Regions from separate parts of the Homo sapiens genome. Here region 1 is linked to region 2. Evidence: read pairs that join two places in POLR2A ChIA-PET (ENCODE). Cell type or tissue: PC-3. All regions are shown on one strand. Links, peaks and the distances in the headings refer to the core of each region. The heading gives the core; the rest is flanking DNA. Region 1 overlaps ZNF687 (zinc finger protein 687). Region 2 holds the start of SELENBP1 (selenium binding protein 1).

Region 1 (14,451 bases), core at 6,221-14,220, 79 kb after region 2:
TTTTCCAGGTGAAGGATTCAGATTTAAATGTAAAGAGGAGCTTCTAGGCCAAGGGGAGTGAGGGAAATTTAATGAAAATATTTATTGAACACCTACATAAAGTTGTCATAGAATAGCAGAGGATGAGAAGTCATACATTAATTCATTCAAGAAATTTTTATTGAGGGCCTTCTATGTGCCAGACCTGAGTGCTGTATGCTAGTGAACAAGACTTGGCCCCTGCCTACAAGGGATTTATGACCTAACTGGAAAGAGAACAAGGCCAGTAAGCAAGTAGTTGTAGTGTGGTGAGAGTCAAGTCATGGGGGAAAGGATAGGACATTATAAGAGCACCAGACTTGGGGCGGGCATCACAAGAGATTTCCTGGAGGAAGTAATCTCTCAGCTGAGGCTGGAAGCATGGGTAGGAATTAGCTGGACAAAGAGTGCTGGACAGAGGGAACACTGCATGCAAAGGCCAGAAGACAAGAGGGAGCTTGGGCCATTATAGGAATTGAAAGAAATTTTGCCTGGCTGTGATGTGCAGGTGTGAGGTAAGAAGTGGTGAAGAATAAGACTGGACACGTGGGCATGGACCAGACTATAGGAAGGACCCTGTAAGCTGGGGAAAGAAACTTGAACTTTATTCTGGGGCATGAAGAGCCAGAGCAGAATTTTGTGTAGAGCTATTAACACAGCTGGCCAGGCGCAGTGGCTCACACCTGTAATCCCAACACTTTGGGAGGCCGAGGTGGGTGGATCGCTTGAAGTCAGGATTTCGAGACCAGCCTGGCCAACAAGGTGAAACTCCATCTCCACTAAAACTAGAAAAATTATGCCGGGTGCGGTGGCGCACGCCTGTAATCCCAGCACTTTGGGAGGACAGGGCGAGCAGATCACCTGAGGTCAGGAGTTCGAGACCAGCCTGGCCAACATGGTGAAACCCCGTCTCCACTAAAAATACAAAAATTAGCCGGGCGTGGTGGCATGTGCCTGTAATCCCAGCTAATCGGGAGGCTGAGGCAGTAGAATTATTCGAACCCAGGAGGCGGAGGTTGCAGTGAACCAAGATCACGCCACTGCACTTCAGCCTGGGTGACAAGCAAAATTCCGTCTCAAAAGAAAAAAAAAAAAAAGCCAGGTGTGGTGGAACATGCCTGTAATCCCAGCTACTCGGGAGGCAAGTGATTCTTGAAGCACAAGAATCACTTGAACCTGGGAGGCGGAGGCTGCAGGGAGCTGAGATCACAGCACTGCACTCCAGCCTGGGTGACAGAGTGAGACTCTGTCTTAAAACAAAACAAAACAAAAACACAGCCAGGGCCAGGCGCGGTGGCTCACGCCTGCAATCCCAGCACTTCGGGAGGCTGAGGTGGGCAGATCACCTGAGGTCAGGAGTTCAAGAACAGCCTGACTAACATGGTGAAACCCCGTTCCTACTAAAAATACAAAAAATTAGCCAGGCATGGTGGCGCGCGCCTGTAATCCCAGCTACTCAGAAGGCTGAGGCAGGAGAATCGCTTGAACCTGGGAGGCGGAGGTCGCAGTGAGCCGAGATCACACCATTGCACTCCAGCGTGGGCAACAAGAGCGAAACTCCGTCTAAAAAAAAAAAAAAAAAACACACAGCCAGGTTTCACTTTGCCAAAAGGCAGAATCTCTGTCTTTGAGCTTATAGTCCAATTGCAGAAATTAGACATTTAAGAAAAAAAAATTTAGATATACAACAAAGCAGTGTGTACTAGGTGACAAATGGAGTTGAGAAGAAATGCTCTGGTATGAAGGACAGAAGAGACTTGACATGGGCCTTGGGGTCTGGTAGAATATTCTGTATTTAGAGAGAGATGAGAAGATAAGATTGAATGACTTAGATTGAAGAAACTGTCAGAAGCTAGTCTGCAAAGAGTCTGCTTTGGACCCTAGGGGAGAACGCATCCCTATCCTTGGGGGACTCTCAGTGAGGCTGAAATTTTGAGCTCCTGTAATGGTCATGGCAGTGGTTTGCAAACTTTAGTGCATTGGAAGTCTTCTGGAGAACTTGTTAAAAATTCAGACTTTCAGATCCCATTCCTAGTAATTATAATTCAGATTGATGGTGGGGCCTGGGAATCTGCATTCTGGGTAATTCTACTGCAGGTAGTTCACATGTTGAGAAATGCTGCTCTGGGCAGCCTGGGGTCCCAGTAACCAACATGGTGTGTAAGCAGAGTTTGAAAGAGAGGGATGAGCATGCTGCAGTGATAGCAAGCAAGCAGGAGGGGAAAGACGGGAGACCTATACTTTAGCACTTCTGACCAGCACTCCCCTTTCTCCAGCTCCCCGAAGTGCATACCAACAGCTGTGACAACATCTCCCAGTTCTCTGTGGACAGCATCACCAGCCAGGAGAGCAAGGAGCCTGTGTTCATTGCAGCAGGGGACATCCGGTATGGCCAGATCACATTGCCCCTCATTTTTCATCCCTCTTTCAGGAACTTCCCATCTCTTTGTTACCTTCCTCTCCATCTCAATCATCTGTTGTTGGCCTGTGTCTTTCCCTCTTTCATTCTGTCCTTGTTTGGGGCCACCAAACTTGAGGCAATGAAGGTGTAGGTTGAGAAATTACTTGGGCTACCAAAGAAGGAAATTAAATTTTAAAAAGACTCCAAAGGGATGAAAGCACCAGAGGGGCCGGGCATAGTGGCTCACACCTGTAACCCCATCACTTTGGGAGGCCGAGGCGGGCAGATCACGAGGTCAGGAGATCGAGACCATCCTGGCTAACACGGTGAAACTCCGTCTCTATTAAAAATACAAAAAAATTAGCCAGGCGTGGTGGCGGATGCCTGTAGTCCCAGCTACTTGGGAGGCTGAGGCAGGAGAATGACGTGAACCCGGGAGGCGGAGCTTGCAGTGAGCCGAGATCGCACCACTGCACTCCAGCCTGGGCGACAGAACGAGACTCCGTCTCAAAAAAAAAAAAAAAAAAAAACAAGAAAGCACCAGAGGAAGGAGTTTGAGCAGTGTGTCTCAAGGTGGGGTCTCAAAGCGACTGTGTCAGAATCCAGGGGGAGGAAGGAGGACTTGTTGAAAATGCAGATTCTAGGCTGGGTGCGGTGGCTCACGCCTGTAATCCCAACACTTTGGGAGGCTGAGGCGGGTAGATCATAAGGTCAGGAGATCGAGACCATCCTGGCTAACACGATGAAACCCCATCTCTACCAAAAAAATACAAAAAAAAAATTAGCTGGGCGTGGTGGTGGGCGCCTGTAGTCCCAGCTACTCGGGAGGCTGAGGCAGGAGAATGGCGTGGACCCAGGAGGCGGAGCTTGCAGTGAGCCGAGATCTCGCCACTGCACTCCAGCCTGGGAGACACAGCGAGATTCTTATCTCAAAAAAAAAAAAAAAAAGAAAAGAAAAGAAAAATGCAAATTCTAGAGACACACCCATTCTGAATCAGCCTTGGTAGAGGAATATGGAGGGCCTGGTAATCTTAATTTTAACATGATTACAATCAGTTAGCAAAAAGGTGTCATTGGTTATGTTTTCTTCCATGAGTCCCTTTCAGCCTGGGTTCCTATCTTTGTGTGTCCAGAATCCAGGAGACAGTGCAGGAAATGTCAGTATAGACTGGGCATGGGGCTTGGGGGTAGCTTCTCCAAGCAAATGATGTATTTTCTTCCTGCCAGCCGGCGCCTTTCGGAACAGCTGGCTCATACCCCGACAGCCTTCAAACGAGACCCAGAAGATCCTTCTGCAGTTGCTCTCAAAGAGCCCTGGCAGGAGAAAGTACGGTGAGTTGGGTGTGGGTCTCTGAACCCCTCTCAAAGCTCAGAGGCAGTTGTAAGTGCTCACTGCACCAACTTTATTGTCCATCAGCCTCCAAAAAAATCTGTCAGGCTTCCAGGCTGTCTGGGTCCTTGCCCTATGGGGCGTTTGCTTGGGATTTTTTGTGGAAGCCATGTCTCTTGTCCTCACCCTGGCATCAACCTTTGACACCCTTTACTTCTGTCTTCACAGGCGGATCAGAGAGGGCTCCCCCTACGGCCATCTCCCCAATTGGCGGCTCCTGTCAGTCATTGTCAAGTGTGGGGATGACCTTCGGCAAGAGCTTCTGGCCTTTCAGGTGTTGAAGCAACTGCAGGTAAGAGAAGAGAAGGAGAGGCCAGGCACAGTGGCTGTAATCCCAGCACTCTGGGAGGCCGAGGCGGGTGGATTACAAAGTCGGGAGTTCAAGATCAGCCTGGCCAAGATGGTGAAACCCTGTCTCTACTAAAAATACAAAAATTATGGCCGGGTGTGGTGGTTCATGCCTGTAATCCCAGCACTTTGGGAGGCCGAGGCGGGTGGATCACGAGGTCAGGAGATCGAGACCATCCTGGCTAACACGGTGAAACCCTGTCTCCACTAAAAATACAAAAAATTAGCCGGGTGTGGTGGCGGGCGCCTGTAGTCCCAGCTACTCCGGAGGCTGAGGCAGGAGAATGGCGTGAGCCCGGGAGGCGGAGCTTGCAGTGAGCGGAGATTGCACCACTGCACTCCAGCCTGGGCGACAGAACGAGACTCCGTCTCAAAAAAAAAAAAATAAAAATAAAAATACAAAAATTAGCTGGGTGCAGTGATGGGCACCTGTAATCCCAGCTACTTGGGAGGCTGAGGCAGGAGAATAGCTTGAACCCAGGAGGCAGAGGTTGCAGTGAGCTGAGATTGTGCCACTGCAGTCTAGCCTGGGCGACAGAGCAAGACTCTGTCTCAAAAAAAAAGGAGAGAAAGGGAAACTCAGCCCAACTCCAGCCAACCGGAGGTGACTACACAGATTATTCTGCCGGGGACCACCTTCCTGCCAAGGTCTAAAACAAAAGCAGAGTAAAGAGAAGCTAGTGCAACTTTCCCCTGGGAAGAACAGCCATAGGAACAGCTCCACAGCGGCCTCTTTTGGCCCTTTTGTGACCTGCACCTGTCCTGTTCCAAGTCTGAACTTTAGAGTGCTAGGTTTGCCTTTTAGATCAAAACTTCCAAAATGTCCTGGCACCCTGGCATGGGCCTGTAGTCTCAGCTAGTCAGGAGGCTGAGGTGGGAGGATGTCTTGAGCCCAGGAGTTCTGGGCTGCAGTCCACTATGCCAATTGGGTGTCCGCGCTAAGTTCGGCATCAATATGGTGACCTCCTAGGAATAGGGGACCATCAGGTTGCCTAAGGGAGGGGTGAACTGGCCCAGGTCGGAAATGGAGCAGGTCAGAACTCCCGTGCTCATCAGTAACAGGATCGAGACTGTGAATAGCCACTGCACTCCAGCCTGAGCAACATAGCAAGACCCTGTCTCTGAGAAAAATATGCATTTGAAGAAATCAGCGTTTTTTTTTCCTTATTTTATTTTTTTTGAGATGGAGTTCTGCTCTTGTTTCCCAGGCTGGAGTGCAATGGCGCAATCTCGGCTCACCACAACCTCCGCCTCCCAGGTTCAAGCGATTCTCCTGCCTCAGCCTTCCCAAGTAGCTGGGATTATAGGCATGCGCCACCACGCCCGGCTAATTTTGTATTTTTAGTAGAGATAGGGTTTCTCCATGTGAGCCAGGCTGGTCTCGAACTCCCGACCTCAGGTGATCCGCCCACCTCCACCTCCCAAAGTGCTGGAATTACAGGCATGAGCCACCGCTCCTGGCTGAAGAAATCAGCATTTCTAACTGAAGTGAGCCAAAAAGAAAATTTTGCGGAGGCAAAGTTTAGTGACCCACCTTTTCCTAGTGTTAAGTGTGTGCTAAGGCACATGGAAGACCAATTTATTTATACAAGGCACTGAGATTTTTTCAAGAAATAGCTGTCAAATCTCAAGGTGAAGATCTAAATGTGAACAGTTTACTAATGCACTACTGAAGTTTAAATCTGTGGCACAATCATTGTAAACATGGGGTTCATTTCTCTAAATTGATTTCTAATCTGAAATTACTGGAAAACTTCCTTGCCCGTTTTTGCCAAACTCAATTTTTGGTTTTTGGCATATATCCATTATTCAAACTTAATGCCTCTAATTTTAATGCCAACACAATTGGTTGTAATCAAATTTTTAAATAATAATAATTTGGTCCTCCCCCCTTTAAAAAACAACATAAAAACTTCCCAAATTGGTCTGTAGCAGGTAGGTTATAGTGTGCTGAAATATTGATCTTCTGATACCCCTGGGTTGGTCACCTGCAAGCCACTTAATTGTTTAATACTGTTCTTTATACCATATAAATATTTTCATTTTCCAGAGAAGTCTTCTCTGGACCTAAATCCTTTCCTTTTTTCTTTTTTTTCGTCGGAGAGAGTCTCGCTCTGTCGCCCAGGCTGGAGTGCAGTGGTGCAATCTTGGCTCACTGCAACCTCCACCTCCTGGGTTCAAGCGATTCTCCTGCCTTAGCCTCCTGAGTAACTGGGATTACAGGCATACACCACCACGCCTGGCTAATTTCTGTATTTTTAGTAAAGACGAGGTTTCACTCTCTACTGAGGTTGGCCAGGCTGGTCTTGAACTCCTGACCTCAGGTGATCCGCCCTCCTTGGTCTCCCAGAGTGCTGGGATTACAAGCATAAGCCACCGCACCTGGCCTCTTTTTTCTTATTATTTGAACTTACAGCTCCCATTCTCCCTGCTTGAGAGGGGATAGTGAAGTTTCCTGTTCTCCCTGCCTGTCTTGGGCTTTCTACTTAGGTGATACCTTTTCCCACATACCTGAGTGTAGTTTCTGACTTTGTCAGGCCCTAGACTTCCTTTCCAAACTCCCTGGTCCTCACTGGGTTAAGTGAGTCTTACTCATTTGATGGCTTAGAATTCAATGCTACCAAGGAGAGAGGCTGGAGAAAGGGAAGAGTTTTAGCCTTCTTCTCTAGTTTGGAGAAAGATAAGAGTCCTGTATCCTCCATGTCTCCTCACAGTCCATTTGGGAACAGGAGCGAGTGCCCCTTTGGATCAAGCCATACAAGATTCTTGTGATTTCGGCTGATAGTGGCATGATTGAACCAGTGGTCAATGCTGTGTCCATCCATCAGGTGAAGAAACAGTCACAGCTCTCCTTGCTCGATTACTTCCTACAGGAGCACGGCAGTTACACCACTGAGGCATTCCTCAGTGCACAGCGCAATTTTGTGCAAAGTTGTGCTGGGTACTGCTTGGTCTGCTACCTGCTGCAAGTCAAGGACAGGTAGGTGACTTCTGCTGCTCATCCTAACATTTCTCCAGGGTTCTCTCTGTCCCTTCGTGTGTAGTTCTCAATTACTTATTACTGCCCTCCATGGCAAAGATGTGAAAAATGAAACAATGTATTTTAAGCAGAGACAGATGTGTTCCCATGACATTAAGTCAGGAGGCAGACTAATAAGAACTAGGGTAAAAGGGCAAAGAAATGAAGGATTTATGGGAGGACTAAGGGTTTGAGTGAGCAGGGTCTTCAAGGACAAGGGAAAATGATGACAGAGGAAGCTGCAGGGGAGGTACATCCCAGCTAGAAGAAATAATTGAATGTGATTAAAGCACAGACTGCACTGCATGGCAGTGGAGTAGGAGGTGGTACCATGAGGCAGGTAAATTGAGGCCAGTTGAAGAAGGGCCTTCATTGTGAAGCTTAGGTGTTTTATTTTGCAGGCAGAGGAATGACATGATCCAGTCTGTGTTGATTAAATGCCCTGTGGCACTGTGGGTGAAGGTGGATGTAATTGGGTGTTTAGCAACAAAGCAAGAGATAATAGGGCCTGGCACTAAGGGTAGTGGTTAGTGACTGAGAGCAGAAAGGAGAAACATGATGGAGATGAAGTGGAAACTCTCAGCCATGAACTCTCCTCACTTCTTATTCCAGCATATGATTTCCACAGCTTTTAAGTATCTGTTGTTTTGCCCAGAGCTGTCATTTTTTTTCAATATGACATGACCTTGATGAAAACTAACTACACATATAGGTGAGGCACATAATGTACAAAAATAATTACACCATCTAGGCCCTGCCTTCTAAGAGTATCTCCCAACAGTGACCCAGGGTCTCTGCCCTGAATGCTCCTATGAGTTCCAGCTCTAGACCCTCGGCACAGGGCAGCTGTCCTGGAAAGGTGGAAATGCAATGGCCAGTGCTGCTGGGGCTTCCAGTAACATGGTGGCCCATTAAGATCTAGCTAATAATGGCTGGGTGTGGTGGCTCATGCCTATAATCCCAGTACTTTGGGAGGCTGACACGGGTGGATCACCTGAGGTCAGGAGTTTGAAACCAGCCTGGCCAACATGGTGAAACCCCATCTCTACTAAAATACAAAAAGAAAATTAGCTGGGCCTGGTGGCAGGCGCCTAATCCCAGCTATTTGGGAGGCTGAGCAGGAGAATCACTTGAACCCGGGAGGCAGAGGTTGCAGTGGGCCAAGATGGCACCATTGCACTCCAGACTGGACGACAAGGGTGAAATTCCAACTCAAAAAAAAAAAAAAATTTATATATATACATACACATACATACATACATTAGCTGGGCTTGGTGATGCACACCTGTAATCCCAGCTACTCGGGAGGTAAGGCAGGAGAATTGCTTGAACCCAGGAGGTGGAGATTGCAGTGAGCCAAGATCATGCCACAGTACTTTAGTCTGGGCAACAAAGCGAGTCTCAAAAAAAAAAAAAAAAAATCTAGCCAACAAGGCCGAGGCAGGAGGATCGCTTGAGCCCAGGAGTTCGAGACTAGCCTAGGCAACATAGTTAGATCCCGTCTCTACAAAAAATAAAAATTAGCCAAGCATGGTGGTATACAGCTGTGGTCCCAGCTACTTTGGAGGCTGAGGTGGGAGGATCACTTGAGCAGGAGGTTAAGGGCAACAGAGTGAGACCCTGTCTAAACAAAACAAAACAACTAGCTAGCTAGCTAGCTAACAGAGCAGCTTATTAGAAATGTAGCATCTAGGCTGGATGCAGTGGCTCACGCCTGTAATCCCAACACTTTGGGAGCCTGAGGCAGGTGAATCACCTGAGGTCAGTAGTTCAAGACCAGCCTGACCAACATGGCAAAACCCCATATCTACTAAAAATACCAAAAATTCACCAGGCGTGGTGGCGCATGCCTGTAATCCCAGCCACTCAGGAGGCTGAGGCAGGACAATTGCTGGAACCCGGGAGGTGGAGGTTGCAGTGAGATGAGATCGCGCGACTGCACACCAGCCTGGGTGACACTGAGACTCCATCTCAAAAAAAAAAATAAAAATTAGTCTTAGGCTGGGTGTGGTGGCTCACGCCTGTAATCCCAGCACTTTGGGAGGCCGAGGTGGGCAAATCGCCTGAGGTCAGGAGTTTGAGACCAGCATGACCAACACGGTGAAACCCCATCTCTACTAAAAATAAAAAATTAGCTGGGTGTGGTGGCGGGCGCCTGTATTCCCAGCTACTTGGGAGGCTGAGGCAGGAGAATCACTTGAACCCAGGAGGCAGAAGTTGCAGTGAGCCAAGATCGCACCATTGCACACCAGCCTGGGTGACAGAGTGAGACTTCATCTCAAAAAAAAAAAAAAGAAATCTAGCATCTATTAAGTTCTGCCATGGCCTGACATTCTTATATTTAAACCAGATGAAAACCCTGTCAGACACGTGTTTCCTCATGAGGGAAATAACAGTCAGGTAGCTTTTAGACCCTGTGCTCATTCCACCCTGCGCTCATTCCACCCTGCCAGCCCTACAAATGGACCCAGGCTCTGCATTTGAGAGCTGTAGGAGAATGTAATATTTTTGTGTGTGTGTGTGAGACAGAGTCTTGCTCTGTTGTCCAGGCTGGAGTGCAGTGGCGTGATCTCGGCTCACTGTAACCTCTGCCTCCCAGAGTTCAAGTGATTCTCCCACCTCAGCCTCCTGATTAGCTGGGATTACAGGCATGCGCCACCACGCCCAGCTAATTTTTGTATTTTTAGTAGAGACGGGGTTTCACCATCTTGGCCAGGCTGGTCTCAAACTCCTGACCTCAGGTGATCCTCCTGCCTCAGCCTCCCAAAGTGCTGGGATTACAGGCGTGAGCCACTGCATCCGGCCGAGAATGCAATTATTTATAAGGAATTTGATTGCAAGCTTCAGACTATCTCAAAGTGTCAGGATTTTGAACTCAGGGCCCAGGGAGCCTAGAGCTCAGTCCTGGGATTGAGTAAATGGGTGGCAGGGAAGCTGGCACTAGTCAGGCCCCAGGGCTTTCCTTTAGGGAATTAGTATGTTTGGAAGATGAGAGTCCATCCTCTAAAAAAGAAGGGATAGAGGAGGGCAGGTAGCTGATAAGCCGTTCATAGTACCTCAAAAAAGAATAGATATAGTCGAGCCATGAATGGAATCAACCAATGGAAAGAAGTGGCAACAATGAATGAGGCCCCATACTGGAGTCAGGTTTTAGGATCTCTTTAACTGCTTCAAAAGTAGTCCTAAGCAGCTTTCCAGCTGGAGCTAACTCTGGTAGTGAAAAGAGAGGCTATGGCACCTTGGGCAAGTAAATCACTTCCTCTCTCAGGGCCTCTGTTTTCTTCACCTGTAAAATGTGAGGTTGAACCATGACAACTCCTAGAACCATTCTGGCTCACAAGATTGTGCCTGGATTGCTAAATCTTTAGTGTTTTCCCTGAGTGGGGAAGAACTCAGGTTGGACTAGGTTCTCCTTTTGTCCCTCCTCTTTTGGCCAAACCAACCCCAGAGAAGGTGGCCCTCAGACCATCAGCTCTTAGCCTAACAAAGCCTCTATTGACACTGAGTAGGCCAGTTATGCTGAATAGGCCAGGCCTCACATGCTTAGCATGTTAATTGTTCCTTCTGCTACTGGCCATTCATGTGGGAATCACAAAGACCTGGGATTTATCTCCCTTTAACTCTTCTACAGCTGCCCTGTAGTACTGCCTCATCCTGAGACTTTTTAAGTAAGTGATTTAAAACTTACCCCTTGAAGCCCCCACGCTATTTTACATTTCAGCTCCACTCAGCCTGCTTGCTTCTGTTGTTGTTCCCTTCCAGTGAGGCCTCTGATCTGCAGTGGGCTGACAGGAGTTACAAATAACCCACAGGTAAACAGGCTCAGAATAGAGCCTCCCCTGAGTAGAGCGCTTGGCCTCTGTGACAGCTGGCTGGAGCCTCAGAGGCCCTCTTTCCTTGCTTCTGGATTCTCTACTAGATTGGGATAGTTTGGGTGCCAGAAGTGCAATTTCTGGGAAATTGGGAGAATCTTAAACTATTTTTATTAAATTATTAATAGCAATTTCAGACCCCATAGCCTTTGTTAGCAGTTTTCTGATTTCCTTTCTTTCCACTGATAGCTTTAGGTCCTAGGAAACTGGACAGGAGATTGGAGTTACGGGCAGCAGGAAACATGGCAGGGGACCCCCCTCCCTGGTGTCATGTGGCCAGTGTATTGCTGCTTAAGGTTCCAGCCTCAGTCAGACTGACTACTGCCTCTTCCTCTCCTCTATTCCCCCTCCTCAGACACAATGGGAATATCCTTTTGGACGCAGAAGGCCACATCATCCACATCGACTTTGGCTTCATCCTCTCCAGCTCACCCCGAAATCTGGGCTTTGAGACGTCAGCCTTTAAGCTGACCACAGAGTTTGTGGATGTGAGTCAAGAAGGAGAGGTGCCTCTCGGGGGTCATTGTATTCTTTCTCTGTCATGGGAGAGGGAGCTGATGGGCTCCCTGCAAATTAGGGATGAACAGAACAGGCAGTAATTAGGGGTGAGGCAGGAGTTCCTGGGAGCTTCCTGCCCAATAAGGAAGGGGGAAATAACAGGGCCCCAAGAGGAGGAGGAGTTCTGGTAGGCCAGTCAGGACAGGGACCATCCCCGGTGTAAGACCCCTTGTGCACACAACGCTCTCTTCCCTTTCCAGGTGATGGGCGGCCTGGATGGCGACATGTTCAACTACTATAAGATGCTGATGCTGCAAGGGCTGATTGCCGCTCGGAAACACATGGACAAGGTGGTGCAGATCGTGGAGATCATGCAGCAAGGTGGGGCTGGGGTGAGGTCAGGTGCTATAGTGCCTCAGGCTTCCCCTTTAAGTCGGAGCCCTGGAGCATAAGAAAGCTGATCCCACGAGACTCGGTTGAGGGAGGGGGGTTCCCAGAGAGTTTCTAGCTCTGGTCCAGTGCCTTGTTTCTCCTTTAGGACATTCCTCCTGACCCTGGTAAGGCTAAGTCCAGAAGGCTGGGGAAGGGGATAGCAGCACCTGCCTCCTTGGCATCTTTAGGGAGAAAACAGGCCCATTTACAGCCTCCTGGTCCCTTCTCACCTCCCCACCCCTGTCCAGCTCTGAGTTTCTCAGTCTCCTTCCATCTGTCTTCTCCATTCCACTATGACCTCTGATTGCCCTGTCCTCTGCCACCCTTCAGCTCTGAGAAGTATTTCCCCTCTCATCATTATCTCCTTCCACTACAGTCTTGCCATCTACAGTCTTTTGCCCAGGACCCCCTTCTGTCCTCATCCCCCTCCTCAAGGCTCCAGGTGTATACCAGGTCTGAACTGCCAGTCTCCCCCTCCTCCCCATTCCTGCCCCTACCCCACAGGTTGTCGCCGTTGCTCAGGATCATCCCCATCTGGCCCCATGATGACGGTGGCCCAGGTCATCTGTGAGTGTCAGACGTAGCATAGGCAGAGGTCTGCAACCAGATAAGTGCCCAGCTCAGGGCCCACTCCCTCCAGCCTCCTCCCAGCCTGCCCTCTGGGCCCCTCCACCCTTACTGAGGGAGATGTGGTGTTGGTCCCCTTCCTTCCTCTGCCCACATGCCCTCACCTACAGAAGGGCTTAGGCGTGGGGTGATGAGGGGTTCCTGCCGGTTCCTTCTCTCTGCCCAAGCAGAACTGCACCCACATCATCAAGGACCTGAGGTGGGAGGAAAAGGGCACTTCAGATGCCCCAGCTCTGTATTTGCTATGGCTGACACCACTGCCCCTCCCGTCCATCCATGACCCTGAACTCCGACTGCTTCCCCCAGGTTCTCAGCTTCCTTGCTTCCATGGCTCCAGCACCATTCGAAACCTCAAAGAGAGGTTCCACATGAGCATGACTGAGGAGCAGCTGCAGCTGCTGGTGGAGCAGATGGTGGATGGCAGTATGCGGTCTATCACCACCAAACTCTATGACGGCTTCCAGTACCTCACCAACGGCATCATGTGACACGCTCCTCAGCCCAGGAGTGGTGGGGGGTCCAGGGCACCCTCCCTAGAGGGCCCTTGTCTGAGAAACCCCAAACCAGGAAACCCCACCTACCCAACCATCCACCCAAGGGAAATGGAAGGCAAGAAACACGAAGGATCATGTGGTAACTGCGAGAGCTTGCTGAGGGGTGGGAGAGCCAGCTGTGGGGTCCAGACTTGTTGGGGCTTCCCTGCCCCTCCTGGTCTGTGTCAGTATTACCACCAGACTGACTCCAGGACTCACTGCCCTCCAGAAAACAGAGGTGACAAATGTGAGGGACACTGGGGCCTTTCTTCTCCTTGTAGGGGTCTCTCAGAGGTTCTTTCCACAGGCCATCCTCTTATTCCGTTCTGGGGCCCAGGAAGTGGGGAAGAGTAGGTTCTCGGTACTTAGGACTTGATCCTGTGGTTGGCCACTGGCCATGCTGCTGCCCAGCTCTACCCCTCCCAGGGACCTACCCCTCCCAGGGACCGACCCCTGGCCCAAGCTCCCCTTGCTGGCGGGCGCTGCGTGGGCCCTGCACTTGCTGAGGTTCCCCATCATGGGCAAGGAAGGGAATTCCCACAGCCCTCCAGTGTACTGAGGGTACTGGCCTAGCCATGTGGAATTCCCTACCCTGACTCCTTCCCCAAACCCAGGGAAAAGAGCTCTCAATTTTTTATTTTTAATTTTTGTTTGAAATAAAGTCCTTAGTTAGCCACTTGTGTCATTTCCAGGTTTTCTGGGGGAGTGCAGGGGGAGATGGGTGATGAGGTATGAACGGATGCCTCAGTGTCCAAGATACAAAAGGCACTACATAGAAGTTTGCTTTTTCCCTGCCTGTCTTGGTCACTACCACCTCTTCCCTGAGAAGGGCGGGCCTTCCATGTTCTCTCACCCGCTTCAACTCCACATTGTCCAAGTCACAGAAAAAGAGAGGCCTGAATGGAGATTCGACCACAAACAGTTTTAATGGTCTGGTTTTCTCCCTAGTTCCCCAACTGTTTGTTAGTATTATTATTACTACAAGAATAAAGGATTCCTGAGAGCCTGTCCCCTCCTCTCCTGTGGCCCCCTTGACAGGACTCATCCCTACCAACCCCCCACCCCCCCGCCCCGGATTTCTGGGGAAAAAAAGAAGTGAAAGGCACTGCAGGGGTAGGGGGCTTGAGTGCCAGTGAGTTGGGGTTGGGCGGGGGCGGGGGCGGGGGTGGGCACTAGGGCAGGGCCCGGCCTAGAGGAGGAAAGTTCCAGTCCATGCCTGAAGGAATTGTGGAGAGGTGTGTCCATCCATGACACCCCCATCAGTCCTTCCCTGAACCTGTCTAGCAGGCATACCTAAGTCCCATCCTCCCACC
Region 2 (15,164 bases), core at 6,694-14,693:
TTATAGATGTGCAAACTAACGTAAGGAAAGGCACACAGCCAGCAGTGTTAGCACACAGATTCGAACCCCAGCCAGTCTGGTACCAGAGCTCAGCCTCTTAACCACTATGTTAGTACAGCCAGGACTGAAGATGGTTGGGGTTCTTTCCTCGTAGAGTGACCTAAGCCTTTGCTGCTAGAGGACCTGAAGTCTTGGTTATCTCATGCTTTCATCTTCTGTTAACCTTAACTATTGGACATGGTGGTACAAGATATTCCTGTGGGCTGCTGAGGGTTCCTCCCATCCTCCTCCCTGGCCCTGCTGTGTAACAGCAACTCTTTTTCCTGTAAATCATCAAGATGTCAGGATTGATCACCACAGCTCACATCTTCTCCTTTTCTGCCTGTTCACTCGATGGCATAAGGAGCCCAGAAGAGCAAGGTAGCTGTCTCAGCTTCCAGTTCAATGCTTATTTTTGTGGAAGCTAATCTCTGTGGGGCATCAAACCTCCCACCTAGCAGAGCTCAGCATCATGGGACTGCACGTGAAAATGTTGTGAATGGGTCATCAGGTGCAATAGCGAGAGGCCCTACTTCCACTTCTACCTCTCTGATCCTGGGCCCATCATGAATTCCAGCTGAGACAGAAACGCTGCTGCAGAATGGTTGCAGGTTCAGGGCATAAACTGCATTCTGTGGCCAGCACTCCAACCTCAGAAGGTTTTGCCATAACTGAGTCTTCCCTAAGGCCAGCTGCTTCTGAGGGATGAGGTACATGGTAAGATCCATGACTCCCATGGGTTCACAGCATGGACTCTGAGCCATAGTGTCTGGGTTCAAATACGGACCTCACTACTCACAGTTGACTTCAGGCAATTTATGAAACCTCTCTGTGACTTAGTTTCCTTATCTGTAAAATGGAGCTAATAATAGTGCCTAGATCTATGTGTTTGCTGTGAAGATGGGTTAACACTTGCAGGACTCGTCACACGCTGGGTATCATTACCCGTCTTTCACTGTACAGTGAGACCCTTTGTCAGAAGTGGTAACTCAGTGTGGGGCACTGTGATAGTGTATGAGACATCCAGGATGTCTATAGATGGTGGTGGTGGCAGTATCGGGTCAGAGAACGCAAATCCAAACCTAGAAATATGAAACTGCCTTCTAAAGAGAATGCGTTTCTGCTCCCTCCATGTTGGCAGACAGTAGTGGAAACAACCCTTCCCCAGGTGGTGGACTGTTGTGGTAGCTTCTGTGTCTTCAGCAGTGGCTCCAACTGGGCCTGACTCAGAAAGAGGAGGTCCATGCTGGCAAGGCCATGTGCAGCCTCTGCTCTAGCCACCACAACCTCTTTGTTCATGGAATATCAGTGAGAAAACAATGACATCCACAGAACAGGTTCGCCTCACCCTCCATCGTCACGAGCATCCTCCAGGGAGAGGGCCTGCTGGTTGAATGGCTACACTAGACACAAATATTCTTGCATTCTGGGCTCTTTCTGTGAGGTCCATTCACAGGCCTTCTTCCCAAACCCCCTTTCACCAGCCCTTTGATTTTGTTCTATCCAAGTCTGTCCACCCAGCAAAGCATGGGCCCTGCTCATGAGTCAGGGCAGACCCTCAGGCTGCGTCTCCTCCAAGGCAACGTGTCCAATGCAATGACAGTAACTTCGAAGGCCGTCTTTCAAAACAGCTTTATTATTATTTTTTTAATAAAGAGGCATTTCTAATTATCTGCAATTTAATAAAAAGACCACTCATTTTCTTTCCTTTCTTCTTCCAGAGACAGGGTCTTGCTCTGTCACCCAGGCTGACATGCAGTGGCGCCATCAGCTCACTGTAACCTCAAACTCCTGAGCTCAAGGAATCCCATGCACCAGCCTCCCAAATAGCTAGGACTACAGGTGTGCCCCACCATGCTGGCTAATTTTTTTTTTTTTTTTTTTTTAGAGATGCAGTCTCTCTATGTTGCCTAGGCTGGTCTCAAACTCCTGACCTCAACTGACCCCCTGCCTTGGCATCCCAAAGCACTGGGATTACAGGAGTCAGCCACCACACCCAGCCTGAAAGTGAAAATCACAATTAGAAAATTCTATGTTTAAAAACTTACATTTTCAGCCGGGCACAGTGGCTCATGCCTATAATCCCAGCACTTTAGGAGGCCGAGGCGGGTGGATCACCTGAGGTCAGGAGTCCAAGACCAGCCTGGCCAACATGGTGAAACCCCACCTTTACTAAAAATACAAAAAATTAGCCAGGTGTTGTGGCACGAGCCTGTAATCCCAGCTACTTGGGAGGCTGATGCAGGAGAATCGCTTGAACCTGGGAGGCGGAAGTTGCAGTGAGCCAAGATCACGCCACTGCACCCCAGCCTGGGCAACAAGAGCGAAACTCAAAAAACAAAACAAAAAAACACAAAACATTAAATTTACCATCTTAACCATTTTTAAACGTATAGCTCAGTAGTGTTAAGTATTTCACACTGTTGTTCAACAGCTCTCTAGAACTTTCTCAGAAGGGCTGTATTGCTGCAACAACAACAACACAGCGTATGTTAGGTTCTGGGTGCTTTTCGAAGAGCTTTATGTATATCATCATGCAATTTTCAAAACACCCTATGAGGGGAATAGATATTTTATTTTCTCTCTTTTAGAGATGAGGAAACCGAGGTACAGAGAGGTTAAATTACTTGCCCAGATTCATAAAGCTAGTAACTGGTGGAAGTGGAATTCACACACACAGTCTGGTTCTAAAATTCTTGTTGTTAATCTCTTAATAATAGACCACTTCTGGCTGATGATGGTGTATAGTGGAGAGCCAGCCACCTGTAACCCAGCCTAGAATGTTTTTCTTCTCTGTAGTCTTCATGTATAACTTCTAAAGCTCTTAGGGTGGACTGAGGGGAGAGGGTATTGGCAAGACAGGGCTAGCCAGGCGACTCCGCAGCTTCTCTCTGCTGTTGGCAGCTTCACTCTCAGGGTTCCTTTCGGGCTCAACCCAGTTCTACTTAAGGATGATGAGCTCCTGGGCTTGGTTCCTGGGCTAGCTAGGTGGATCAGATAATCCCCAGTTCATAAGGAGGCTTGAGTCAAAGGCCACCTGGTGTCCCATCCTCTCATGTTTGGTTTCTCTTGGGACCCAGAAGCTCAGAAGAGGCTGTTTTTCAAGAGAACTGTTCTTTGCTGAAGTGGGCTGGGCTCAATCATTTGGGGTCACCCTGGGGACTCTCCTTCTGCCTCTTGCCTGCCTCATCCCATGGATCACCCCAACTCACCAAGCATCACTGGATCTGCTCGATCATAAGGCCCCAGTGGCAGAAGTGGTTGCAGCCAGAGAGCCCTTTCTTGTCCTAGATCCCAATCAAAGGACACTGCCTCTACCCCTCAAGTTCTATGTGCTGCCATGGCACCACCAGCTGCGCTGGACCCTGGGAGGTTCTGCAGCATGGTGACCCACCCGCACACCAGCCTTCCCTGCAGCAACCAGAACCCACTCCCTACTTCCTTGTGTTGGAGTCTCCGGTGGGCACACCTGGCTGCGTCCAAGACCAAGTCACATGCTTGCTCCTAGCAGCAAGGAGGCCTAAGGCCTGGGACGGTGAGTATCTGGCCTTTTGCCTCCCACCCAATATAGAAAGGGCTGAATGTGCTGGCCAGCCATCCAAGCAACAAAACACAAAAGCATTCTGTCTGAAGGGGCTGCGAACTTATGTGCATAGAGGTCCCAGGCCAGAGCCTGAAGCTACTGCCTGGCTTCAGATCCTGGGCTCTGCTACTCACTAGCTGTGTAACTTTGTATGAGTTGCTTCCTCTTTCTATGCTGTAACTTCTTTATCTGTAAATTGGACATAATGAAAATACCCACTTCATAGGGATGTTGTAAACCCTGTATAAGTAAAGGCAGAACATGCAAATAGCTCAGAGAAGTACTTGGCACATGGAAAGCTTTTATATGAGGTGGATGTGGTTCATTTCTCTTTCTTTATCCCTAAGTACTTCGAACAGTACCATGTATTTAATAAATGATAGCTGTTGTTATTTTATTATTACAGTTTGGGTATCCCTTATCCAAACTGCTTGGGACCAGAAGTGTTCCAGATTTCAGATTTTTTTCAGATTTTGGAATACATATATATATATTAAAATATCTTGGGGATGGGACCCAAGTCTAAACGCAAATTTATTTGTGTTTCATAAACACCTTATACACATAGCCTGAAGGTAACTTTATACAATATTTTAAATAATTTGTACATGAAACAAAGTCTTGACTGTGACCCAACACGTGAGGTCAGGCACGCAATTTGCTACCTGTGGTGTCACACTGGTGCTCAAAACATTTCAGATTTTGGAGCATTTTGGATTTCAGATTTTCAGATTAAGGATGCTCAACCTGTACCTATATCTTTTTTCTTTTTTTTTTTTTTTTTTAGACAGAGTCTCCCTCTGTCGCCCCAGGCTGCAATGCAGTGGTGCAATTTTGGCTCGCTGCAACCTCCACCTCCCAGGTTCAAGTGATTCTCCTGCCTCAGCCTCCCAAGTAGCTGGGATTGCAGGTGTGTGCCACCACGCCAGGCTAATTCTTATACTTTTAGTAGAGACAGGGTTTTGCCATGTTGGCCAGGCTGGTCTCGAACTCTTGACCTCAGGGGATCCACCTGCCTCAGCCTCCCAAAGTGCTGGGATTACAGGCGTGAGCCACCGCCTCAACCTGTACCTGTTTCTTGCCTACTTGTGCAGGTATTTCCATGGGATTGCATCCTTGAAGTGAAATTCCTAGGTAAAACAGTATGCACAGTTTAACTTTTGTGAGGTATTGACAAATTGTTTTTGTTAGTAAGGCACCAATTGACACTCTCATTAGTCCTAAATGAGTGGTCCCTTTGCCGCATAGTCTCACCAATACAAGATTTTAACCTTTAAATTTTTTGCCCATCTTATAGGCAAAAATGTTACTGTATTCTTTCACTGTTTCAATTGTTTACACATGTATTTCAAACTTAATATAAAATTTTAAAAATATGATTGATACATAATGTGAAAAATAAAAATTGCTCCCTGTAATCCAATTCTTGAGGTAACCACTGTTAGCTACATTTGGCATGATAAGGGAAGCTTTATCTCTACAAATCCTTTTCTTTAGGTTTTTTTTTTTTTTTTTAAGCGGAGTCTTGCTCTGTCGCCCAGGGTGGAGTGCAGTGGCACGATCTCAGCTCACTGCAACCTCCACCTCCCGGGTTCATGCCATTCTCCTGCCTCAGATTCCCAAGTAGCTGGGACTACAGGCGCCTGCCACCATGCCCGGCTAATTTTTTTTTTTTTTTTTTTTTTTGTATTTTTAGTAGAGATGGGGTTTCGCTGTGTTAGCCAGGATGGTCTCGATCTCCTGACCTCGTGATCCGCCCGCCTCGGCCTCCCCAAGTCCTGGAATTACAGGAGTGAGCCACCACGCCCGGCCTACTTTTTTTTTTTTTTGAGACAGCGTCTCACTCTGCCACCCAGACCAGAGTGCAGTGGTGCAATCACAGCTCACTGCAGCCTCGACCTCCAGGGCTTAAACAATCTTCCCACCTCAGCACACCTTCCCCACCCCCGAAGTAGCTAGGACTACAGGAGCCTGCCAGGCCTAAATTGTTTTAATTTTTTGTAGAGACGGTGTCTCATTATGTTGCCCAGGCTGGTCACAAACCCCTGGGCTCAAGCAATCTGCCTGCCTCAGCCTCCCAAAATACTGACATCAATCATAAGCCAAATCCTTTTCTATGAACGTATAGATGGATGAATAAATAAATAAATATAAATTTAACTAGTTAAAACTATATAGCTTAATTTTTATGTAGTTTTAATTAAAATGAGGCTGGGCACAGTGGCTCACACCTGTAATCCCAGTACTTTGAGAGGCTGAGGCAGGCAGATCAAGACCAGCCTGGCCAACATGGCGAAACCCCATCTCTACTAAAAATACAAAAAAATTAGCCTGGCTTGGTGGTACATGCCTGTAATCTCAGCTACTTGGGAGGCTGAGGCAGAAGAATTGTTTGAACCCGGGAGGCGGAGGTTGTAGTGAGCCAGGATGGCACCACTGCACTCCAGCCTGGGTGACAGAGCGAGACTCTTGTCTCAAAAAATAAAAAATAAAATGAAATGAGATTATACTTTCTGGTTTCCCCCACCCCTCCACCGTATTTATTGATATCCTTCTGTGTTGGTATATAGAAAACTACACATTAAGGTGCTTGGTGTTTCATACTATGGATGTTCCATAATATATTTCACCATTCTGCTATTGGTTGTTTCCAACCTTTCACTATTAAGAACATTGTTGCAATGAACATCCTATATTTATATATTTATATACTTATTGATTTCCATAAGGTAGATCACTAGAAGTGGATTTCCATTTAAAATGTTGCTAGATGTTGCTAAATTTCCTTCTAAAAATGTTCCACCATTTTATAGTCTTGCCAGTAGAATACAGGAGTGGTCCTTTTCCCCACACTCCTTCTGATCCTGAATATTATCAATCTTTTTATTTTTGAAAATCATATCTTTTTGTTGCTTTAACCAGCATTTCTCTAATGGCTAATGAGACCAGGTATGTTTTCTTATGGTTATTAGCCATTTATATTGTATTTTCATATCCTTGGAATGTTTTTCTTTGTGTAATTTATCTTTTTCCAATTGATTTGTTAAAGATTACTGTATATTGGGAACAGCTATTATTTTCAGTTTAAGCCTTTTTAAACTTTGGTTTCTGAGCACCTTTTGAAAAGGTGAGAAAGGAAATCTGGGGCTCCCATATCCCACATAGCACTTTTAGCATTCCTGCACATGGACGTGACCCTGAGGAGATTGTAAAGGAAACCAGCCGGGTGGATATGATGCAAAAGAGACAGCAGATCCAGGATGGGCAGTGAAGCCCCTGCCCGGGCCTCCTCCCAATTCCATGTAGACCTGAGGCCATGTCTCCCAAAGTCTCTGGCCTCCTGTCCTTCTGGGACACTGGGAGAAGGATCCCCTAACTTCTTCTCAGGCAGCATTCAGGTGCTGAGGTGAGAAAGTGGAGGCCTGGGCTCCGCAAAGAAGGGGATTTGTTTCTGCCCGTCCTGAGCCTTAGTAGAGAAACTGTGACTCAGGGATATGACCCCAGGGACCAAAGATTCTTCCTGCCCCCAAATGGAAGGGCTTTTATTTTCCTTTGGAAATTTTATTTCAAGTATTGTAACATGTTCAAAATAGAAGCTTTATTAGGGGTTTGATGGCTTAATTTGGGCCATTAACCAAGACTGATGTAATTCTTTCTTCTCAGGACTCTTAAATGAATGGGTGCTAGCCAAGTGGGCCTCGTAAAGGTGGAGATTATTGCATGAAAGCCATTTTATGGCTCTTGTCTCAGTTCTTCTGGAGCCAGGCTTGGCACAGGAGAAAGGCTGGAGAGAGGGTGTTGGTGATGGCAAGCGTCACCTGTGTCCTTGTAACCAAAGTTGCTGCTACCTCTTCCAGTCTGCATAATTGGTTTTCAAACCCACCTCATCTTTTCTTCTTGTGCATTAAATGTGTAACAAGATACATAATTTCTGTTCTAGTCAGACCCTTCTTTTTCCTTTCCTTTCCTTTTTTTTTTTTTAGGAGATGAGAGTCTTGCTATGTTGTCCTGTCTGGACTCAAACTCCTGGGCTTGAGTGATCCTCCCACCTCAGCCTCCTGAATAGCTGGGACCACAGGTAATTTTTTTTTCATAGAGACGGGGTCTCCCTATGTTGCTCAGGCTGGTCTTGAACTCCCTGGCTCAAGCAATCCTCTTGCCTCAGCCTTTCAAAGTGCTGGGATTACAGGAGTGAGCCACCATACCCAATTCAGAATTCCTATTTTAAAGAGATATATTCTGAAACATTAAAGCAATGTTTCAAAAAAATTCAGGGTGGAGGGAGGCTACAGGCTAGGAGGCATAACTGAAACAAAATGGCTTATAATTTTTTTTTTTTTTTTTTTAGATGGAGCCTCCTCTGTCGCCCAGGCTGGAGTGCAGTGGCATGATCACAGCTTGCTGCAGCTTCCACCTCCCAGGCTCAAGTGATCCTCCTCCTTAGCCTCCCGAGTAGCTGGGACTGCAGGTGCACACCACCACACCTGGCTCATTTTTGTAATTTTTGTAGAGAAAGTGTTTCACTATGTTGCCCAGGCTGGTCTTGAACTCCTGAGCTCAAGGGATCCACCTGCCTCAGCCTCCCAAAGTGCTAGAATTACAAGTGTGAGCCACCTCACTGTTTATTCTTCCTTCTCTTTAAGCAATAGAGGTAAGGAGTCAAGACGATAACATTTGCTTTTTAAACACCTTCTGTCCCCAACCTTAGCATCTCCCTGGATATGATAGGCCCCCAGCCACTCTTCAGTGCTGCCCACTGGGACACAGGCTTCTGATAAAACTGAGTGGCGCTGCAGTACTAGGAGCTTAAAGGGTTACCACTCCAGAGACATTCACTGTAGCCAGGAGGTGAGAAGAGGCCATCTGGTAGTAACACAAAGAAATAAACTGCTATTGGTGAAGTTTCAAGCATCAATGGCAGGCCAAAGGGAGGATATTTCTGAGTGGATTGGCAGTGAGGAGAAAGTCCTCCAAGTGGTTCTCAAATCATGCTTTTTATAGACAGCCCTGGCAGAGGGCATTAAAAAAAATTATTTCAGCCGGGCGCGGTGGCTCACGCCTGTAATCCCAGCACTTTGGGAGGCCGAGGCAGGCAGATCACGAGGTCAGGAGATAGAGACCATCCTGGCTAACACGGTGAAACCCCGTCTCTACTAAAAATATGAAAAATTAGCCAGGCGTGGTGGCAGGCACCTGTAGTCCCAGCTACTCGAGAGGCTGAGGCATGAGGATGGCGTGAACCTAGGACATGGAACATGCAGTGAGCCAAGACCTTGCCACTGCACTCCAGCCTGGGTGACAGAGTGACGTTCCGTCTCAAAAAAAAAAATTATTTCTCTTCTCTGAGCCATGTTATTACCCTGAGCAGCAGGCTTTGAACTCACTGTCATTCAGAAACAGTGCATTAAGTGTGGGCAACGGAGTGAATTGGGAAAACTCTGTTTCCTGAATGTAAGATGAAGAAAAAGGCATTTACAGGCCAGACACGGTGGCTCACACCTGTAATCCCAGCACTTTGGGAGGCCAATGCGGGTAGATCACAAGGTCAGGAGTTTGAGACCAGCCTGGCCATATGGTGAAACCCCATCTCTATTAAAAAGTACAAAAATTAGCTGGGCGTGGTAGCATGCGCCTGTAGTCCCAGCTACTCAGGAGGCTGAGGCAGGAGAATCACTGGAACCTGGGAGGCGGAGGTTGCAGTGAACAGAGATCACGCCACTGCACTCCAGCCTGGCGACAGAGGGAGACTCTGTCTCAAAAAAAAAAAAAGAAAAGAAAGAAAAAGAAAAAGGCATTTAACCTCTCCAGCTGTGCCATGGGCGGAACCTGAGCTAATTGTTAGTGTGTAGGGCCCGGCATGGCGCCCGTCACCTCTAGTAGCAGGTTCTCAGTAAACGCTACTCCCTTCACATCTCCTACACATCCCTGAGGGTATGGAGTTGGTCTGTTAATATAAGGAGAAATGAGCAGAACAGGGCTCTGAAACTCTACTTAGCTGGTGAAAACTCCAACCTCTCCAGCCAGTCCTGCCTCAGACCTCCATGGGCTGCTACCTTTATGCCTTACAGGCATTTTGTGCACGTTTGTGCTTTTTGGTTTGTTTGTTTTAGTTCTTTTGTACTGTTTGTTTGCATATAATTCTGTACCCATACATACCAAGCAACCCCACCTAATGCTGCATCACCCCTACATTACCCTACTCCTTCACAGCACTTATCTGAAGTGATTTTATTTATTTGTGTATTTGCATGATTATCAGTCATCTCCCCTAAAAAGTCATCTCCATGAAGGTAGCAACTTTGCCCTGTTCACCACTTTGTCTACCATATCTGGCTCAAAAGAGGTGCTCCAGAGGGAAGGATAGGCAGCTGGTTGGGAGAGCTGTAGCTCAAAAGGGACCGGGGCCAGTCCTTCTCCCCAGCATGGGCCCTCACTGTGGCCCTCACCTGCACTGCATGTGACCTTCCATCCTTCCTTTCATCTTCCTTATAGTTTTTCTTTTAATATATTTATTTGAGCTTTTAGTTACAAAAGCAGTACTTATTATTTTTTTAAAAATCCAAAATTAACTTTGGGAGACCAAGGCAGATCACTTGAGCCCAAGAGTCTGAGACCAGTCTGGGCAACATAGTGAGACCCCCCATCTCTACAAAAAAAATTTAAAAATTATCCAGGTCAGCCAGGCACGGTGTCTCAGGCCTGTAATCCCAGCACTTTGGGAGGCGGAGGTGGGTGGATCACTTGAGGTCAGGAGTTCGAGACCAGCCTGTCCAACATGGTGAAACCCCGTCTCTACTAAAAATACAAAAATGAGCCAGGTATGGTTGTGGGCACCTGTAGTCCCAGCTACTCGGGAGGCTGAGGCAGGAGAATCGCCCCTCTACCTTTACTGCCTCCCTCTGTAGCCCAGATTAGGATAACTTCCCCAACCACCTGCTGGCTGTAGAGCAAGAGTTCAGGGAGAAAACCACAGGCAGAGGTGAGGGGTGCCATGGAGTTGCTGCAGAGACCAGCCAGGTCAGAGCTCAGGAGCATGAAAGAGGTAGTCAATGACAGACCACAACAAACAAAATAACAGCCTTTTTTTTTTTAAGTTAATGACTCAATAATTTTTTATGAGAAGGTGGGGATAAAGTTTCTTTCTCTTTCAGATCTTGGGTGGTGGACTAACCCAAGCCAAGAAGCCGGAGAATAGAGAGGAGGCAGGAGATGGAGACCTCAGGAGGAGGAAGAGGGGAGGGCCAGAGGGAAGGGTGAAGGCAGGGTGAGTGGAGGTAGTCAGGACAGGAGGAAGCTGGCAAAGACAAGGAAGCAGCCTTCAGGGCCTTCCCCGTGGGGCAGCTGCACACACAAGACTCTCTTTGATGCCTGGCAGGCTGATGGCACAATGGTGAGGATAATAGATGCAGGATGGAGCCAAGAGGGGTTGAGTGGCGCTGGGGATAAGAGAAGACCCTTGCCCCGGGCAGCCACAGGGAGTCTTCCTTGATGGGCACATGATCCCTCACTGATGGGAGCCAGGAAGACAGATACCCAATGCACCAAGGCCCAATTTTGCTCCCCTTCCCCCACTCTGGTTTGGAAACCCTGTATTCTACTTGCAATCTCAAGCCCAGACTTTATTCTTTTTCCTAGCCAATAAAAACTTCACCCCAGAGCTTTTATCCAAAGAGTATGAATATCTGGAATAAGAGGGCAATCTTAGGGAAGAAGTGACCCTGGCTGATGGGCCCACAGTCCCGGGTGCCCCTAAATGCTAAGAGACAGGTCCAAATACAAAGACGAGCATTTGGAGACACAGGAACACATACGTGCGCAGGCTTACACAAGCACATGCACAGCCACATAGCCACACACTACACATACACAAGCACTTATGCACATGTCCACACAGGCGTAGATACTCTAGCAAGCACATACTCACAGAGGCGCGCACACACACACACACACACACACAGGCGTAGATACTCTGGTAGGCACATACAGAGGCGCGCACACACACACACGCACAAATACACACAAGCACACTCACAGGCACATTCACACACGTGGAAATTCACACACAGGCACAGATACACACTCATGCAGGCACGTGCACGAGCAACACGCAGGTATACAGGAACACACACATGCCCAGACACACAAATCCACACACACCCAGGCACCCACTAAAGAGCACGAGCTGGTCAGGGGCAGCGGCTCACACCTGTGATCCCAGCACTTTGGGAGGCCGACACGGGTGGATCACCTGAGGTCAGGAGTTTGAGACCAGCCTGGCCAACATGGTGAAATCCCTTCTCTACTAAAAATACAAAATTGCTGGGCATGGTGGTGGGTGCCTGTAATCCCAGCTACTCGGGAGGATGAGGCAGGAGAATCACTTGAACCCAGGAGGCAGAGGTTGCAGTGAGCCGAGATCGCACCACTGCACTCCAGCCTGGGCAAGAGTGAGACCCTGTCTCTAAATAAATAAATAAATAAATAAAGCACAGGCTCCCACACATACACACTTAAACACATACACGCACACCCCATAATTCAAACACCAGTTGCCCTAGGCCACTTGAGAGTATCCTGGCCAGCTGCCCTGAGTAGTTTACTCTGGGCTACAGCCCGGGCCCTCCTCCTTCTCTGCCCCACCCCCAGCTGGTTGTATAAATTCCCTCCCTTCGCTCCTTCCCCGGAACAGCGGCCTCTGACACCAGCACAGCAAACCCGCCGGGATCAAAGTGTACCAGTCGGCAGCATGGGTAAGGAGAGGGGTTTCCAATCACCCATTGCCTGCTCTGTCTGCCCCTAATTTGGAAGGCCCTCCTCCAGAAAATGCTAGAAAACCTGAGTGGGGAGCTGGGGAGGGAGTAGTGGACTCTGCTTCATTGTCCCCAGTCTGCACACCCCCTCCCCCACCACCCCACTGCATTTCCCAGCTCAGCCAAACTTTCTGAGGAAGACGGGCAGAGGCACTGCTGGGAGATGGGATCCTGGGCCCTGACTTGGCTCCATCCAGCAGAGGCTGGGACCAGGGTGCCTTTCTGCAGCTGGGAAAATCAGATGGGCGCTCTTAGAAAACACCACTAGGTCCCTGGCCCTCACATAGTAGAGAGGTGATCCTGATTTCAGCCATGGGCCAACTTTGTACTCCAGCGAGGTAGGGAGTCCAAAGCCTTTCTGTGCCCAGGTCACTCTCTAGCTACTCCACACAGCAAAGCTCTCTGGGAGGGAAATCAGAGACCCCCACACTCTTTCACTGGGGACCTGTTTCAATGCCTCCCCCACCCCTAAATCCCCCTTGGCCCTGCTATTCCTCCATCTGTAGGCTTCTGGGTGACAGGCTAAGAAGGAACTGAGGTTTGGTTGGGAGGTCCTTCCCCGCTCGGGGCTGGCTCTTGAGCTGGCAGAATGCCGAGCTGGCAGAATGCCCAGCAGCCAGCCTGACATGGAAAACCCACTTGAGCTTTCCATGAGTCCATCCCAAACCCAAAGCTGCTCCGAGACCTTGCTTGAGATGTTTCAGATGGGGGTATTCCCCAGAAAGAGGAATGATGCTCCCTGGGGCTGCAGTGGCATGCCAGGCCTGACCCTAAGAAATGCTGGGGCTGGGGTTGCTGGGGTGTGGGGTGGGCCGAGGCTGCAGAGCGGGCAGCTCCATCTCTGCACTTTTACTTCCCTCTCAGCTTCTCCCTAGCTTTGTATTTTTTGTATCTCTGTCTTGAGGTCTTGGAGTTTTAAAATCTCCTTTCCCTTCTGTATCCAGCAACCTCCTTCCCCACCCCCTGTCATCTGGTGCCAAGCCCCGACTTAGCAAGATTGTGTAACAGAACCAGTCTCCTTAACTCCTGTGAACTGGACCTCTCTCTCTCTCCCTGCCCCACCTCCAGCCCTCTCGCTGGGCATCGAGCACTCCCTGGCATTCTCCTCTCCTCTGGCACAGCCCTTCCCATATTTACACAGTAATTCATTATTTTTTTTTTTTTTTAGTCAGAATTTCACTCTTGTTGCCCAGGCTGGAGTGACTGCAGTGGCGTGATTTCGGCTTACTGCAGCCTCCACCTCCCAGGTTCAAGTGATTCTCCTGCCTCAGCCTCCCAAGTAGCTGGGATTACAGGTGTATGCCTGTATTTTTTAATACAGGCTAATTTTTAATACAGGGTAATTTTTGTATTTTTAATAGAGACAGGGTTTTGCCATGTTAGTGAGGCTGGTCTCAAACTCCTGACCTTAGGTGATCTTTCCGCCTCAGCCTCCCAAAGTGCTGGGATTACAGGCATGAGCCACCGCACCCGGCCTAATTCATTTTTATGAAAGGCCTTTGGAATACATTGTCTTATTTGTCCTCCATATCTACCTAGCAAAGTAGGTAGAATATCATTATTGCCCACTTTTCGTAAATGAAGAGGAGAAAATGGAGAAACGGGGCGTCAAAACTGGGACTTGAAACCAGGTTTCCAGACTCTGAACGCTGTTGCTGCCTCTCAGCTTCCTAAGTCTCTTGGCTGCTGCGAGTGGGAGTCCCAGGCCCCAGTGGAGGCCCCACTCTGCCTACTCCTGGCTCCCCACTTGCGGCCCAGCTGTGAAGGCAGAGGCTGGACTGGCCACAGGACAAGGCAGGAGACAGGGCCCAGGCCTGTGGACTCCACTCCAGGGTTTCTTTCAGCCTGCCACCCCCTCTGGGTATTCTTTAACCCCTGCTCCCCAGCAGGCCCCAAACTCTGATGCTGGGGTGCTGGTAGCTGTGATGTCCCAGCCCTACTGCACATCTGCTGACTTACATCCTGGAGATTAGCATGGCCCCTCTTGCCAGACTTCAGAGATAGGGAGGGTTGCTCCCTATCTCTCTGGTGGGCAGGCCTCTGGGCTCTCCAGAGTTGGGCCAAACACCTTACTTTACAGATAAAGGAAGTGGGGCACACCCAGGGGTAGAAACCAGCCTGAGGACTTCCAGTTGGTATTAGCCCCAGACCCTCGGTTATGTAATCCAGCCCTTGGCTAGCAGCCTGGGATCAGGACCCAGGGGAGAGAAAAGCAGGAAGTGGCCTCCCCCTGATATAGAAGCATCTTGGTGAAGGGAGCTGAGCAGGCGCCACCCCACTCCCTGAGAGCAGCTCCTCAAGAACAGCCAAGGGTGCCTGGGCTTCGACCAGACAAACACAGAGCTGCACACCTACTGCACCCTCGTGTTTACTTCTCGTAAAAGCCCACTGTGAAATTCTTACCATCTCCATTTTACAGAGGATGCAGAAATTGAGGTCGAGGAGCTTCAGTACTTTGCCCAAGCTCCCCTGGCTAGTCAGTGGTGGGCTGGGGTTGGGCCCCGAGTCCGTGTCATATTCACTACACCACACGACCCCGGCTGCATCAGCCCTCCTCCCACCCTCCCGGGGCCCTGCTGGACTGTCTGTCCACCTTCAGGTCATGTGTCTCCAGCTCTTCCCAGCACAACCTCACCCTCCTCAGGGCTCTGAGGGGGCGGAGAGGACAGGCCAGAGCGATGAGGCTGGAGTGGGGACCTAGGCCAGCCGCACTGCCGTGGCCCGCTGGGATG

What was found. Peaks named below come from ENCODE experiments on the same cell type or tissue, not always from the same donor. Only the 100,000 strongest peaks of a DNase experiment are listed, where the experiment ranks them.
Region 1: POLR2A ChIA-PET joins it to region 2 with 11 read pairs; 6 of 35 experiments call an interaction of 5 or more read pairs at or near these places.

What each region holds. Positions count from the first base shown.
Region 1 is chr1:151,291,494-151,305,944 of GRCh38, reverse strand. ZNF687 (zinc finger protein 687) reads right to left here. Exons shown (of 9, transcript NM_020832.3): 9 at 13,769-14,451. PI4KB (phosphatidylinositol 4-kinase beta) reads left to right here. Exons shown (of 12, transcript NM_001369623.2): 6 at 2,295-2,404; 7 at 3,647-3,751; 8 at 3,978-4,101; 9 at 6,872-7,137; 10 at 11,404-11,536; 11 at 11,807-11,927; 12 at 12,912-14,141. The coding sequence ends at 13,093. It also overlaps the pseudogene RN7SL444P. Among named protein-coding and RNA genes, the nearest start is that of ZNF687, 16 kb to the right of the region's middle. RefSeq lists enhancers at 9,440-10,422, 10,423-11,407, 11,408-12,391 and a silencer at 10,598-10,892. In PC-3, for the core only: CTCF peaks have their summits at 13,119 and 13,335; no DNase peak of the experiment used is centred there.
Region 2 is chr1:151,369,846-151,385,009 of GRCh38, reverse strand. SELENBP1 (selenium binding protein 1) reads left to right here and starts at 12,305. Exons shown (of 12, transcript NM_003944.4): 1 at 12,305-12,372. The coding sequence starts at 12,369. RefSeq lists enhancers at 11,784-12,367, 12,368-12,951, 13,698-14,368, 14,369-15,040. In PC-3, for the core only: no CTCF peak of the experiment used is centred there; a DNase peak (open chromatin) is centred at 12,249; H3K4me3 peaks cover 1,440 bases.